Regions from separate parts of the Homo sapiens genome. Here all the other regions are linked to region 1. Evidence: chromatin contacts called from ENCODE Hi-C or POLR2A ChIA-PET data. All regions are on one chromosome and are shown on one strand. The core of a region is the stretch at or near the end of the contact, and the rest is flanking DNA. Distances in the headings are between cores, read along the strand shown.

Region 1 (2,700 bases), core at 13-2,512:
TGACACAATCTCTGAACTAAGCATGCAGTTATCCCAGAAACCCTGCTACTGTTCCAGTAGCCCCAAAGACCTCAGTCTGATCCTTTCTTAGCCTGTAGACAGGCCTGTTAAACAGCTGTAACTCAAAGAGCAGGCTCCAGAGATCCCTGGAGACCATCCTGTGGTGAGTGGATAGAGCGAAGGCATTTGGGAAGCTGTGCAGGCCTGAGAAACCACAGGCGAGAAAAGGAGAGGACTCATCAAGCTGCTCTGGCCCTAAAATGGGCCTCCTGTCTCCCTGACAGGCTCTCCTGCACTCTGACACTTATGTTGGGCGACACCTGTCAGAGTTGAGGCCAAACTGCGGTCGAGTCACTGAGAGTGTCACCAGTGCAGGGAACTTCACGGGGTCATGAGTCACCTTCCATGGCTCAGAGGTCTGGGCAGCCCTGCCCCACCCAAACTCAGGAAAGAGAGACAAGAGGCAAAAACAAAGTTGGCAGAAAGAGAGAAACAGACAGATGGCCAAAAAGCCAGACTGACAGGCCCTGAATTAGAGTAAGGGCTGAGTGGCAGAGACAGGGTGAACAGACACAGAAGCAAGGTGGAGACAGATATAAAACAGGATCCAGATACCCCGACAAAGACAAAGTGGAGAGAAATATCAGGTTGACAGCGACCTAGCTGAAAGACAAAAAGGGCAGGTTACAACAGGTGACAGAGACAGCAACAGGGGATGCTGAATGTTTTACTTAAACAGAAGATCAGCTAAGTCCAGGCGCAGTCTTTCTCCCAGCTCGGCTCGTCAGGCCTCAGGCATTGGTGGCTCGAACCCGAGGTCGTCAAGCCGCGCCCACCCTACGCCCCGAAAGGCCAGCGGACGGACGGGGGCGGGATCTCTAAGCGCTGTGGCCGGCGGAGCTCCGCCGCCGCGAGGGTGACCTTGGGCGAGAAGCTGCCCCAAAGGCCTCGGTATCGCGGTCTGCGCGCCGTGTGGGCAGAAGACTGCGGGATTCGGAGCTGGAGCGCCGGGACCCCAACCTCCCGCGCGGGGCTTTGGTATGCCGGTCCACGGAATGGGCCTGGCGGGGCCAGCGGCGCGAGCGTCGGGGCCTGCTGAGGAGCCCTTAACTCCCCCACCGACTTCTCCTCCCCTACCCTTGCCGCCCGTGGTCCTGGCCACGCAGTACCTGCCAAGGGCTCAGCGCTCACATCCCCCGCCCAAGATATCCTCTCTGCCGCCGGCGCAGGCCTGTTGTAGCCTCAGCTGCCGCAACAGATTCAGCCTGTGCCTTCAGCCCCCGGAAACGCTTCCCGGTCCCGCCCCCCGAAACTGACAGTGCTTCCGGGGGTGCGTCAGAGAGAAAGCGGAGTGCGCATGCGGGACTTACCGTCTGAGCTGGGCGTCGGGAGAGAGCGCGGAGGTAGCGGGCGCCTGCGCAGTACACTCTGGAGCGGGTCAATTTTAGGGACTGACTACGCTGTTGAAAATAGGGGAGCAGATACTGAGTTCTAAACCTTCTTGAAACCTTGGCATAGGCCAGGCGCGGTAGCCCACGTCTGTAATCCCTGCACTTTGGGAGGCCGAGAGGGGATGATCGCTTGAGGCTAGGAGTTCGAGACCATCCTGGCCAACATGGTGAAACCCTGTCTCTACAAAACATACAAAAATTAGCTGAGCGTGGTTGCGCGCGCCTGTAATCCCAGCTACTTGGGAAGCTGAGACAGGAGAATTGCCTGAACCCGTGAGGCAGAGGTTGCAGTGAGCCGAGATCACGCCGCTGCACTCCAGCCTGAGCACAGAGCAAGACTCTTAAACAACAACAACAACAACAACAAAACAAACAAAAACACCTTGACCTTCTCCGTCTCTTCTCTAAACAAACGAACGAAAACCTTGACCTCAGTATGCCTGGCGGAGATTATCTCCAAATCCGTTTCTGCCTTCACAGCACCCATCTCGCTTTTTGGCATGTAGTAGATGCTCAGTAAATGGTCAATGAAAGGACCAGTGCCTTTCCGTGGGCTGCATTGTGCTGGGCACTGGGGTCACACAGATGGTGGGACAGAAACGATCTCTCTAGCCTCCAATTCTCCCACTCCCTCCCAAAACCTCCATACCTCTTCTCGCCCCTTTCTTCCCCACTGCCCCCCCATGTTAGTGTAGAAGAGAGATAGGTCTTTAGCGGTGGGACTCTTACCTTTGGACCCGTTTACAGACCAAGTGCCCTCTTTGTAGAAGAACTAATTTATACCTGAAATCCAGGCAGCTGAAGCGATGTGGTCATAATGCCTTCTGGATTTAGGGTGGATGTTCTCGTGGGGCCTGACATGCCTGTTTGATATTGTCTGTCTCAGTTTAAGCTGATTGGTTTCCCAGCTGTTATGCCTGTCTTGCTTGTTGTTGGGCCCTAGGACACAGGAGTGTAGCTTTCCTAGAGAATTCTACCAAAAAAATTTTTTTTTCTAGAAAACAAAATGAAAGAAAACAAATATGGAAGCACAGAAATGGGAGTGGATGCAGAACAGCTTGTCAAAGATTCTACTTCAAACATGTATGCTCCAGCTCCCCCGCCTTGTGGTTTTGTTTTGTTTTGTTTTGTTTTTTTTTGGAGACGAATTCTTGCTCTGTTGCCCAGGCTGGAATGCAGTGGCACAATCTTGGCTCACTGCAACCTCCGCCTCCCAGGTTCAAACGATTCTCCTGCCTCAGCCTCCCGA
Region 2 (2,700 bases), core at 154-2,653, 1.9 Mb after region 1:
TGGTTTTGGTTTTTTCCCTGCCCTGCTCCTGCAGGTCAGAACTGGAACACGCGAGGGAAGGGACTGTTGAAGAATTGGGTGGAATCTGCTTATTCTTGGGCTTGTGTTGAGTCTGGGGATGGAACCAGAGTTCCTTAAGGTGGAATGGCTGGCTTGGCATTGACGAGTTCAGGGACCTGACTTAGGGTACTGATTTGGACCGTGACTTTTTGTTTGAGATAGAGTTTCGCTCTTGTTGCCCAGGCTGGAGTGCAATGGCGCGATCTTGACTCACTGCAACCTACACCTCCCGGGTTCAAGCGATTATCCTGCCTCAGCCTCCCAAGTAATTGGGATTACAGGCATGGGCCACCATGCCCGGCTAATTTTGTATTTTTAGTAGAGACGAGGTTTCGCTATGTTAGGCTGGTCTGAACTCCTGACCTCGGGTGAACCACCCGCCTCGGCTTCTCAAAGTGTGGGGATTACAGGAGTGAGCCACCGCGCCCGGCCTGGACTGTGACTTGGAACAAGATAGTTTTTCCTCTTTTGTTTATTTTCCTACTGCCTGCATGATTGCTATTTATTTAAAGAGACGGAGTCTCGCCACGGTGCCCAGGCTGGTCTGGAAGCCCTGGTCTCAAGAGATCCTCCCACCTCGGTCTTCCGAGTAGCTGGGACCACAGAAGCGCGCGCCGTGCACTTTTGATGTTTTCAACTTCCTTCCTAAGCAGAAAGGAGACGGCCCAGCAGCGGATGGTGAAGCTAATCCAATATAGTGAGCTGCCACCAGCGTTTTTAAGTGCATTACATAGTAAGAACGTGGTTCTGCTGGACGTTATGTACTCGGTTGCGATATAAAACGCATCATCTACAGTAGGTGACAGGCGCCAAAGTCTAAAAACTGGTCTCAAGGTGTAAGGTCCCAGGACTAGTTTCTGGAGCTACTGGCTTGTGAGTGAAGCTGGAGGCGCAGACTTCCCGGGTCACACGGTGGCAAGGCAGCTGCCTAGGGTGCGGCGGGACCGGGCGGCGCGGGGGGGCGCCTGGCCAAGCAGTGCAGCCCCGGCCGGGTTTGTAGCCAGCACAGCACAGCGGGGCCTGTGGCACCGACTGGGTTCTTTTACTTTTGACACGAAGCCCCTCCCACTTACCACGCTCTGCACGCGCCCCTGTTAAAATAGAAAAAGACCGAGAGGCCTCGGAGACTCAGTCATCATCTGTGGCTCTGGCCGCTCGCTGACGTGGCGAACTGGGCTGAGGGAGCGCCCGGCTGGGCACCCGAGAACTCCAGCCGTTCCGGCCCAGTCGCCGCTCAGAGGTGGTAACAGTAGCCGCCAAGGCCGCGCACGGGCGCATGCGCGCGTCGGACCAACCCCCTCCCCCCACCGCGCAGTCACTTCCGGCGCGCTGGGAGACGTGCGGTTCCGGGTCGCTGCTCGGCTCGCCGGCTGGGCGGTGGGGGTTGGTGACGCGGGCCGGGGCTCACGAGAGGCCCGGGAGGCGGGGCTTTGCTGGCTTCCCAGAGAGAGGCAGGTGCGCGGGCCAGGACTCCGGGAATGCGAGCAGGCCCCTTATTCTCCCAGTGGCCTCGGTCTGTCCCCACAGCGGCCCGGTCAGGGTTGCCCGAGCCCCAAGGCGGGGGGCGGCACCGGGGTGCTGAAAGGGTGAGAGTGGGGGCGGAGGCGGGCTGCCCCGGCCTGGGAGTCTGGAGCCTAGGGTTCCGGGATTCCTCCCTGCGCGACCTTGGACAAGTCGCTCCTCCTCTCTAGGGCTCAGTTTCCTTGCTGTCAAATGGGAGAGATGTTGGATCCTTCCTTTCTTTGACAGTCCAAAGCACGGGCGGGGCTGGAGGTAGCCTGAGGGAGTGAGATCCAAACTGCCGTGGCAGGCACCTGCCTGCCTCCCTGGGGGTTAGACATCTGTCTTTACCCAATTTTGCCTTGCTTTTTGTCAGTGCACATCCGTGACCAGACGCCCAGGGTCTGGCCGGGTAAACAGTATGTGAGTGTAGTAATCAACTGAGAAATAAATACTGGCTCCAGGAAAACTTAACCTCATTCAAATTGTTTTGCTCAGGGCTCCCAGGGAGAAGTGAATTTAGGCACCCGCTGCGGTGATCAATTCTGTTCTATGCGCTTGTAAGTGAAGCTCTTAGGCAAAAAACAATTTCATAGGAGATCAGGGTTAGGGAGGGTATCCCATTGAGAGTTGTGACAGGTTTTCTTACCCCCTTTAATCCTTCTTCTGCCCCTCCTCTTCCTTCACTTCTTCCCCCTATCCCCACCCAACATTTTGGCCATACACTTGAAAAGAAATACCCAATGCATTTTATCTTTGTCTTCATGCAGGACAGAATGCTTTGACCTCCAAGCTGTTTTAAATCTAGTAGATAAGCCAGGTGAGTAAGTGGTTTACACACATTGAAAGTAAAGTTTCTGAAGAATTGTACAGCCTTAATGGAGGATCTGAAGTGGTAAGATGGCATTTGTGTATCTCAGAGCAGAGCTTAGGTATCCTCCACAAAACATGGAAAGTTAAGGTTGGAACCAGAATATTAGTGTTTTATACACCATTAGGAGGAAAAGGTTTTTGAATCTTACTTTGAATATCATGTCAAACATTCTTAAGAAAAGAAACTGTGAGGCCGGGCGCAGTGGCTTATGCCTGTAATCCCAGCACTTTGGGAGGCCAATGCAGGTGGATCATCTGAGGTCAAGA
Region 3 (2,700 bases), core at 88-2,587, 1.6 Mb after region 1:
CGGCCTCCCAAAGTGTTGGGATTACAGGCGTGAGCCACCACGCCCGGCCACAGATGAATTTTTTGTTTTAAAGTTAAGAGATCAGGCACAGTGTCTCACACCTGTAATCCCAGCACTTTGGGAGGCCGAGGTGGGCAGATCGCTTGAGGTTGGGAGTTCGAAACCAGCCTGGCTAAAATGGTGAAACCTCATCTCCACAAAAAAAAAAAAAAAAAAATTAGCCAGGCATGGTGGTGCGTGCCTGTAATCCCAGCTACTCAGGAGGCTGAGGCAGGAGAATCGCTTGAACCCCGGAAGCGGAGGTTGCAGTGAGCTGAGATTGCACTACTGAACTCCAGCCTGGGCGTGACAGAGTGATACTCCGTCTTGAAAAAAAAAAAAGTATTGGCAATAGAGTGAACTCCACCTGGTTATCAATCCTAACTCCATCACTCACCAGCTCTGTGACTTGTTTAGTTATTTAATCTTTTTCAGTTTCAATGTCCTCATCTGGAAAACGGGAAATGCCTACCGAGTATTGAACTGTCAAGACTAAATGACACATGAAAAGCACACTGAACAATGCTTAATCCACGGTAGGCTTTCAGCAAATAGTGGTCTCTATTATTTTTTGCAACAGGATGTTATATAAGAATAAGGCATTATCAAGACGATTTTCGCCTATCAAATGTGTTGTCTGCGTGTACATCAGACCTTTTCCTGGAATGAAGGTAGAAAAGTATCAACAATAAAGGATGGAGAAAGCCCCGTAAATGATAACCTTTGCCCCAGAGGGAAAGGATGGGCAGCGGAGGGGAAAGTAAAGGGTGGCAAGCTAGAAAAATTAGACATCCAGTGTGGGAGGGCTGGCACTGGAGTGGGTTGCCACAGTAGGGAGGGGACTCAGAGCTGGAGGCAATTCCTTTGGCCGGGCTTGTCCTGCGACTTACCGTGGGGCAGCGCAATGTGGAGAGGCCTGGTAAAATGGCTGGGCAAGGGTGCGGAGGGGACATAACTGGCAGGAAGGAGTCATGATTCGTGGTCGAACAGAGTCCAGACCAGCTCGACCTGTGAGCAACGAACGGCCCTGAGACTCGCATACCCCAATACCGGTAGTGGCCGTGAAGGGCAAAGAAATGTGTTCTGAGGCGATCCCAGCATCTAAGCTGCGACTGGTCTACTCAGAGACTGGATGGAAGCTGGGAAGAGAAAGCTGCTTCCCGCTTCGGGGTGAGGGATGGAGGAAGGGAGAACAAGCAGTAGAGAAGAAAAAGTTTCAGATCCCACAGCCCCGGGGGGTCACTCCTGCTGGACCTACTCCGACCCCCTAGGGCCGGGAGTGAAGGCGGGACTTGTGCGGTTACCAGCGGAAATGCCTCGGGGTCAGAAGTCGCAGGAGAGATAGACAGCTGCTGAACCAATGGGACCAGCGGATGGGGCGGATGTTATCTACCATTGGTGAACGTTAGAAACGAATAGCAGCCAATGAATCAGCTGGGGGGGGCGGAGCAGTGACGTTTATTGCGGAGGGGGCCGCTTCGAATCGGCGGCGGCCAGCTTGGTGGCCTGGGCCAATGAACGGCCTCCAACGAGCAGGGCCTTCACCAATCGGCGGCCTCCACGACGGGGCTGGGGGAGGGTATATAAGCCGAGTAGGCGACGGTGAGGTCGACGCCGGCCAAGACAGCACAGACAGATTGACCTATTGGGGTGTTTCGCGAGTGTGAGAGGGAAGCGCCGCGGCCTGTATTTCTAGACCTGCCCTTCGCCTGGTTCGTGGCGCCTTGTGACCCCGGGCCCCTGCCGCCTGCAAGTCGGAAATTGCGCTGTGCTCCTGTGCTACGGCCTGTGGCTGGACTGCCTGCTGCTGCCCAACTGGCTGGCAAGATGAAGCTCTCCCTGGTGGCCGCGATGCTGCTGCTGCTCAGCGCGGCGCGGGCCGAGGAGGAGGACAAGAAGGAGGACGTGGGCACGGTGGTCGGCATCGACCTGGGGACCACCTACTCCTGGTAAGTGGGGTTGCGGATGCAGGGGGACGGGGCGTGGCCGCCTGGCCTGGCGTGAGAAGTGCGGTGCTGATGTCCCTCTGTCGGGTTTTTCTGCCAGCGTCGGCGTGTTCAAGAACGGCCGCGTGGAGATCATCGCCAACGATCAGGGCAACCGCATCACGCCGTCCTATGTCGCCTTCACTCCTGAAGGGGAACGTCTGATTGGCGATGCCGCCAAGAACCAGCTCACCTCCAACCCCGAGAACACGGTCTTTGACGCCAAGCGGCTCATCGGCCGCACGTGGAATGACCCGTCTGTGCAGCAGGACATCAAGTTCTTGCCGTTCAAGGTTCGACCGGGTTTTTCTCATCCAGTTAGAGAACGGGTGGGTGGTGGGAGTATTTAGAGTTATAAGTCTCTGGAAAAGTGTTGAGACAACAGTTGAAGGTTATAGACATGATGTATGTAATAACTTTAATACTATTAGTATGTTACAAAACTTAAGACAGTTGCTGTCGTACTGTCTACGATAGTTTAGGAATAAAAGACCGATTAAAACTGAACTTTGTAAGACACCTATACTCCCTGAAGTATTTCTAGTCAATTTGCAGCCCCAAGGGACCAAAATAAACCAAATTGTGGGGATGGTAGTGGGTCTTTTAAACTTTGAGATGTCATTGTATCTGTGTCTGAAAACAATAATTCTTTAAAATAGGTGGTTGAAAAGAAAAC
Region 4 (2,700 bases), core at 11-2,510, 1.9 Mb after region 1:
CGCCACTGCACTCCAGCCTAGGCGACAGAGCCAGACTCCATCTCAAAAAATATATAAAAAATAAAATAAAAATAAAAAAGGCTGTATGGCCAGGCGAGGTGGCTAACCCCTGTAATCCTAGGCACTCTGGGAGGCCGAGGAGGGCGGATTGCTTGAGCCCAGGAGACCACCCTGGGCAACAGCTCTACAAAAAATAAACAAATTAGCCAGGCCTGGTGGCTTGTGCCTGTAGTTTCAGCTACTCGGGAGACTGAGGTGGGAGGGCTGCTTGAACCCGGGAAGCGGAGGTTTTGGTGGGCGGAGAGCGCGCCATGCCTTCCAGCCAGGGTGACAGAGCGAGACCCTGTCTGAAAAAAAAAATTAAAAAATAAAAAAAATAAATAAAGGCTGGGGCCAGGCGTGGTGGCTCACGCCTGTAATCCCAGCACTTTGGGAGGCCGAGGCGAGGGGATCACCTGAGCTGAGGAGTTCAAGATCAGCCTGGGCAACATGGCGAAACCCCGTCTCTACTAAAAATACAAAAAATTAGCCAGGCGTGGTGGTGCATGCCTGTAATCCCAGCTACTCAGCTACTCGGGAGGCTGGGGCAGGAGAATCGCTGAACCCGGGAGGCGGAGGTTGCAGTAAGCCGAGATCGCGACACTGCACTCCAGCCTGGCACCCTGGGCGACAGAATGAAGCTCTGTCTCAAAAAAAAAAAAAAAAAAAAAGGTGTAAATGCTCTTTGCAGTTCCATATACTGCCTCCCCAGAACCTTTATGGAGTTGGATTATAACTGCCTGAGCCCGCCCCTCCCGTCCATCTCGCGCTTTAAATTCCTCCGCGACGTGAGCCTCGGTTAATCGTCTTTGAAAACTCTGGCCCCTCCTCCCGTCAGCACCCCCAGACTACTGGCGCCCAGCTCAGAGTTGCCCAGATTGGGAGATCTGCAAGGTTTCCCGAAGGAATGAATGAACGAATGACTGAATGGACGAATTTGAGTCCTCCGTGTGCCATCTCTGGTAGCTGCCGCCCACGTTGGGCCTCGGTTTCCCCAACTGCGCGCCTACACCGTGACGCCGACCTCGCTATCAGGGGTGCCGTGAATGAGGCGAGCACTACAAGGCGGGGCTCCGGCCCTACCAGGCGGGGCGGGCAGTACCACGGCGTTCCTCGGGGGCGGGGGAGATGAGGCGGAGCCGGGGCTCCCCCGCTGCGGCGCCATTGGCCGCGCCCGCCGCCACCCGGCAGTAGTTGCGGAGGTCAGCCCCGCCTACTTCCTCTTTCCCTCGGAGCGGGCGGCGGCGTTGGCGGCTTGTGCAGCAATGGTGAGAGCTGCGGAATCGGGCGCCATCCGAGCGCTGTGAGGCGCGGGGGTTGGGGAAGGCGGTGCGGGCTGAGCCCGCGGATTCTATCTGCCACCTAGGCCTGTGGGGCGCCGCGCAGAATGGTCTGGCGCCACCACAACCCGCCTCTTCGCTTGGCGCCGGGAGAGGCGCGCGGCCCGGGCCTGGGTTACTCTGCCCAAGGCACGGCCGGCGAGGGAGACTGTCCTGAGCCCTGGTTGGGGCTCCGGCGCACTCGTAGTCGATGGCGAGTCGCGCGCCTTTGGGGGCTGGCCACGCAGGTGAAGGGGATATGGCCCCGCGGCCTGGCTGAGGCACACTCTCTCTTGCGCGCAGGCCAAGATCAAGGCTCGAGATCTTCGCGGGAAGAAGAAGGAGGAGCTGCTGAAACAGCTGGACGACCTGAAGGTGGAGCTGTCCCAGCTGCGCGTCGCCAAAGTGACAGGCGGTGCGGCCTCCAAGCTCTCTAAGATGTAAGTGAGGCGGCCGGATCACAGCCCTCGTGGGTGGGGAGCACGTGTGCATCGGGATCGTCGGAGGATTTCAAAGTTGGCTTAAGGAGCTGGCCGCTTAGATGCCCACTCCGTGCATCCTGGCGCGCATGGGAGACCCGTTGTGTGCTTAGCCTCTTACCTGCCTTGACCTTGCGGTCCTTGTGCCTGGAATGCATCCCCGGAGACCCATCTTAATGCTGCCTTCAAAGCCTACCCGGACCCCTTCCTTCCGCTTCCCACCAACACTTGAGTTTTTAACCCCCTTGGCAGGTGGGTGGCTTGCACCCTGGAGTGGCAGCGTAAGTTATTTTACATGGCTAAGAGTGCGGGAGACTTGTGAAAGGAACATGGGTTTGGAGTTCATCAACCTGGGTACAAAGTCCACTTCTCAAAAAAAAATTAGATGGGTGTGGTGGTACAGGCCTGTAGTCCCAGCTACTCTGGAGGCTGAGGCAGGAGGATCACTTGAGCCCAGGAGTTGGGAGGCTATGATGGGGCCACTGCTCTTCAGTCTGGTTGACAGGTGAGACCCTGTCTCCAAAAAAAAAAAATGGTGGTTGCCCTCTTTGCCCCCAAACAACCTTAGTAGAGGCAGGGGTGGGAGGATTGGACAAGCACAGTTGCACACTGAATCCTCAAAAACCATGTTGACCAGCTGTCTACTAGGTGACTCCCTCATCCTGACATGACTACAAATAACTTCTCCCTGGCTCGTTGTTTGCTTCAGTCTCCTGGCTTGTAGTGACTCCACTTTGCAAATGTCTTGTTTCTCTCTCCTGCAGTTCCCTAAGCTAGCCTGATTGCCTGGTTTGTGGCATGATTCCTTCCCATCAGCTCATTGAAATTGGCATTGGTTGGGTCTTAGCCCTCAGGATAAATTC
Region 5 (2,700 bases), core at 50-2,549, 1.1 Mb after region 1:
TCTGACATTGTGTAAGTACAGTCTATGATGTTTACACAACCACAAAATCAGCTAACGATGCATTTCTTGTGTCCTCATCATTAAGTGATGGATGACCATATTTGAAATACATGGGTAGACCCACCGTGTTTTTTGTTTTTTTGTTTTGAGACAGAGTCTCTGTCACCCAGGCTGGAGTGCAGTGGCCTGATCTTGGGTCACTGCAACCTCTGCCTCCCGGGTTCAAGCCATTCTCCTGCCTCAGTCTCCTGAGTAGCTGGGACTACAGGTGCACACCACCACGCCAGACTAATTTTTGTATTTTTAGTAGAGACAGGGTTTCACCATGTTGGCCAGGCTGGTCTCGAACTCCTGATCTCAAGTGATCTGCCCTCCTCGGCCTCCCAAAGTGCTGGGATTACAGGTGTGAGCCACCGTGCCTGGCCCCATGGCATATTTATTAATAAGTTTAAAATTGGGCAGGGGTCCCTCAGGGCTGAAATTCAACCTTGAGTTTTTTCTTTTGCTAAGGTGCGTTTTTGAGAGACTTCCCCAAGCATCTTTCAGGTGGGAGAACCACTCTCACTGCACTCCCTGAATCCTTTTTCCCCCTTCATCGTGGCTTTCTCTACTGATTTCCTCCGTGAGAGAGGAAGGGAGCAGCATGAGACACACTGAACTTCTGCCCTGTGCCAGTCCTCCTACATCTCCTGGAAACCTCCCAGCAGGGCTTGAGGAAGATTATTGTCACCTCCATATTACAGATATTATAATAAGAGAAATAACTAACATTGACTGCATGTTTACTATGTGTCAGGCACTATGCTGGGTGTTTTTCAAGCATCATCCCATTCGATTCCCACAGCAATATACTCTAAAGTTGAAACTATTGCCCTGGATGGGAAAACCCGAGGCTCAGAGAGAAGTGTCACATCCTAGGACACACAGCAAGTTATAAGAGCTGGCATTTGAACCCAGGTCTTTCTCAGAGAGGCTGAGCTGCCTCATCACTCATTTCTGGACGAACTAAGGGCTTTTCTCCGTGGAAATGGGGAGAAAGAAGATTCGATGGAGAAGCCTAACACTGATTCCTGCTCAAGGCAAGTCCAGGCACTGGCGCATCTTGCCAGAACTCAGTCTCCGACCCAGGCCTTTCCCTGCACTGGAGAAGCGGCGCGCATGCGCCCGGCCTCCCTCCCGGCCCCGCCCCGCGGGAAGCTACCGCTCCTTGCTTTCAGCTCTGGGGCTTGCGCACTACGTCCCCAGCCAGAGGCTCCTTCCCGGTCGGGGACTTCCGGAACGCCGGGGTGTGGTTCCGGGTCGTGTGCGGCTCGGGGTAATAGGGCTGCTGCTCGGCCGGCCGGCGGCGGCGAGCAGCAGGGGCATGAGGGCTAACCCGGGAAGCGGCAGCTGAGCGGGCCGGGAGGAGCGCCGGTCCCCGTGGATCCCGAGAGTGCAGAGCTCGGGGCAGGGGCCGGGAGGCGTGGGGGAGCCGGGCCCTCCCCTCAGGAACGTGTCCCGGGGCCGACCCGGCCCGTAGTGTGGAAGCAGCTTCAGGTAAAGGTTGCCCCAGCCGCCAGCTCCCCGCCCGTCCGTCAGCCCACCAGCTTGCCCACCTGGCGGCCCTCTCACCCCTCCAGTTTCAGCGCTGCCCGGCGGGCCGCCTGCCGGGCCCTTGTTCAGGTGGCCCGGGCGCGTTCGTTTCCTGGCCATTTCCAGAACTGGAGGCTGTCAGGAGTCTGAGGCGGGTGTGTGGTTTAGGGGAAAAGAAGCCAGCTGACCTGGTAGTGTGGGGGTGGGGGGTGTAGTTGACTCCGGCAGTTTCTGGGCCTGCACTTGGCAATATCTAGGTGCCCTGGTCTTCATAATGTGAAAATCAAGGTTTTCAAGCATTGACTGTGTGGTCCTTGTTTCCTTGCGTCCCTTCTCCCCCTCCCCCTTAAAGAGGTTAACAGCCTTACAGACTTTTTTCTAGCTACAGTGCTGCTGGAACTTTGATTCATTCTTTGTTTATGGGAGTGGCAAGGAGTCATTTAGATTTGTTTAAGGCTGGGAAAAAGAGATTGTAGCGTAAACAAGATTATGACTTTAACCAGAGACCCCCAAATTGACTCAGAAATTGGTTAAAACTTCCTTTTGAATGAATGAAAGTCACTTTGGAAGCCCACCACAGTACCTGGCACTGTACAAAGCACCATGTTGTTATAAACCCAAATCGGCAAAGTTCAAAACTTTCCCAGGTGTGAAGAGTCAAATGGAGACCCATTGGTTTAAAAAAAGCAGCGTTCTCATTCTCTGACAAGCAGGAGAGGTGGATCCGTAATGTTAAAACCCACTTGAGCAGAAGCCTAGATATGGGTTTTATTCCTTATATTTTATGAGCCCACACAAGGTACCTAGTAAACACGGAAAGAGTTCTTGATGAAGCAATAATTGTTTTCATGTTTTTCAGTTTACACACCTGCGGGATTTGGGGCATGCTGGTAGCCCTTTCCCATTCATCTGTGTGCTCATGCCTACCTTCAACTACTGTGTGTCCCAGACTGCACTTACACCCCCTTACATCTCCTAATCTGGCTCCTGGTTACCTTTCCAGTTATGCTTGAAAAGGTCTCCTTCTTTAATTACCCCATCCTGATCCATTACTCTGAATAAGTAGGATCTCTAATCATTTTTGTTCTTTCCTATTCCATTGATTTTTGTAGAACATTCTCCCTACCT

What was found. Hi-C counts contacts between places; a loop is a spot of excess contacts on that map. ChIA-PET counts read pairs that join two places held with the same protein, here RNA polymerase II (POLR2A). Pooled maps may share reads with other maps.
Region 2: a map of CD8-positive, alpha-beta T cell shows a loop between it and region 1 (12-fold over the local background). The contact joins the promoter of GOLGA1 here to the promoter of ZBTB43 in region 1. A Hi-C loop is called at or near these places in 1 of 168 maps with a recorded cell type or tissue (CD8-positive, alpha-beta T cell), 2 of 37 single-sample maps with no recorded cell type and 9 of 50 pooled maps.
Region 3: a pooled map shows a loop between it and region 1 (10-fold over the local background). The contact joins the promoter of HSPA5-DT here to the promoter of ZBTB43 in region 1. A Hi-C loop is called at or near these places in 1 of 37 single-sample maps with no recorded cell type and 6 of 50 pooled maps. POLR2A ChIA-PET finds 5 or more read pairs at or near these places in 1 of 52 experiments (activated CD4-positive, alpha-beta memory T cell).
Region 4: a loop to region 1 is called in a map of B cell, with 8 times the contacts of the local background. The contact joins the promoter of RPL35 here to the promoter of ZBTB43 in region 1. A Hi-C loop is called at or near these places in 2 of 168 maps with a recorded cell type or tissue (B cell and naive thymus-derived CD4-positive, alpha-beta T cell), 2 of 37 single-sample maps with no recorded cell type and 11 of 50 pooled maps. POLR2A ChIA-PET finds 5 or more read pairs at or near these places in 1 of 52 experiments (PC-9).
Region 5: a loop to region 1 is called in a pooled map, with 9 times the contacts of the local background. The contact joins the promoter of MAPKAP1 here to the promoter of ZBTB43 in region 1. A Hi-C loop is called at or near these places in 6 of 50 pooled maps.

Annotation. Positions count from the first base shown.
Region 1 is chr9:126,803,602-126,806,301 of GRCh38, reverse strand. ZBTB43 (zinc finger and BTB domain containing 43) reads right to left here and starts at 1,262. Exons shown (of 3, transcript NM_014007.4): 1 at 1,170-1,262. RefSeq lists enhancers at 88-237, 388-497, 908-967, 1,035-1,536 and a silencer at 1,598-1,647.
Region 2 is chr9:124,939,786-124,942,485 of GRCh38, reverse strand. GOLGA1 (golgin A1) reads left to right here and starts at 1,403. Exons shown (of 23, transcript NM_002077.4): 1 at 1,403-1,515; 2 at 2,331-2,380. RefSeq lists silencers at 969-1,028, 1,359-1,728 and enhancers at 810-1,310, 1,311-1,811.
Region 3 is chr9:125,240,293-125,242,992 of GRCh38, reverse strand. HSPA5-DT (HSPA5 divergent transcript) reads right to left here and starts at 1,337. Exons shown (of 3, transcript NR_186826.1): 1 at 930-1,337. It overlaps HSPA5 (heat shock protein family A (Hsp70) member 5), which reads left to right and starts at 1,650. Exons shown (of 8, transcript NM_005347.5): 1 at 1,650-1,988; 2 at 2,086-2,317; 3 at 2,684-2,700. The coding sequence starts at 1,867. RefSeq lists enhancers at 1,052-1,361, 1,011-1,515, 1,329-1,623, 1,516-2,020, 2,162-2,241.
Region 4 is chr9:124,860,517-124,863,216 of GRCh38, reverse strand. RPL35 (ribosomal protein L35) reads left to right here and starts at 1,260. Exons shown (of 4, transcript NM_007209.4): 1 at 1,260-1,307; 2 at 1,662-1,798. The coding sequence starts at 1,305. ARPC5L (actin related protein 2/3 complex subunit 5 like) reads right to left here and starts at 1,087. Exons shown (of 6, transcript NM_030978.3): 1 at 819-1,087. RefSeq lists enhancers at 841-1,060, 1,501-1,610, 1,651-1,700, 1,136-1,759 and a silencer at 1,081-1,350.
Region 5 is chr9:125,705,807-125,708,506 of GRCh38, reverse strand. It overlaps MAPKAP1 (MAPK associated protein 1), which reads left to right and starts at 1,299. Exons shown (of 12, transcript NM_001006617.3): 1 at 1,299-1,536. RefSeq lists enhancers at 926-1,085, 1,083-1,377 and silencers at 1,086-1,255, 1,366-1,595.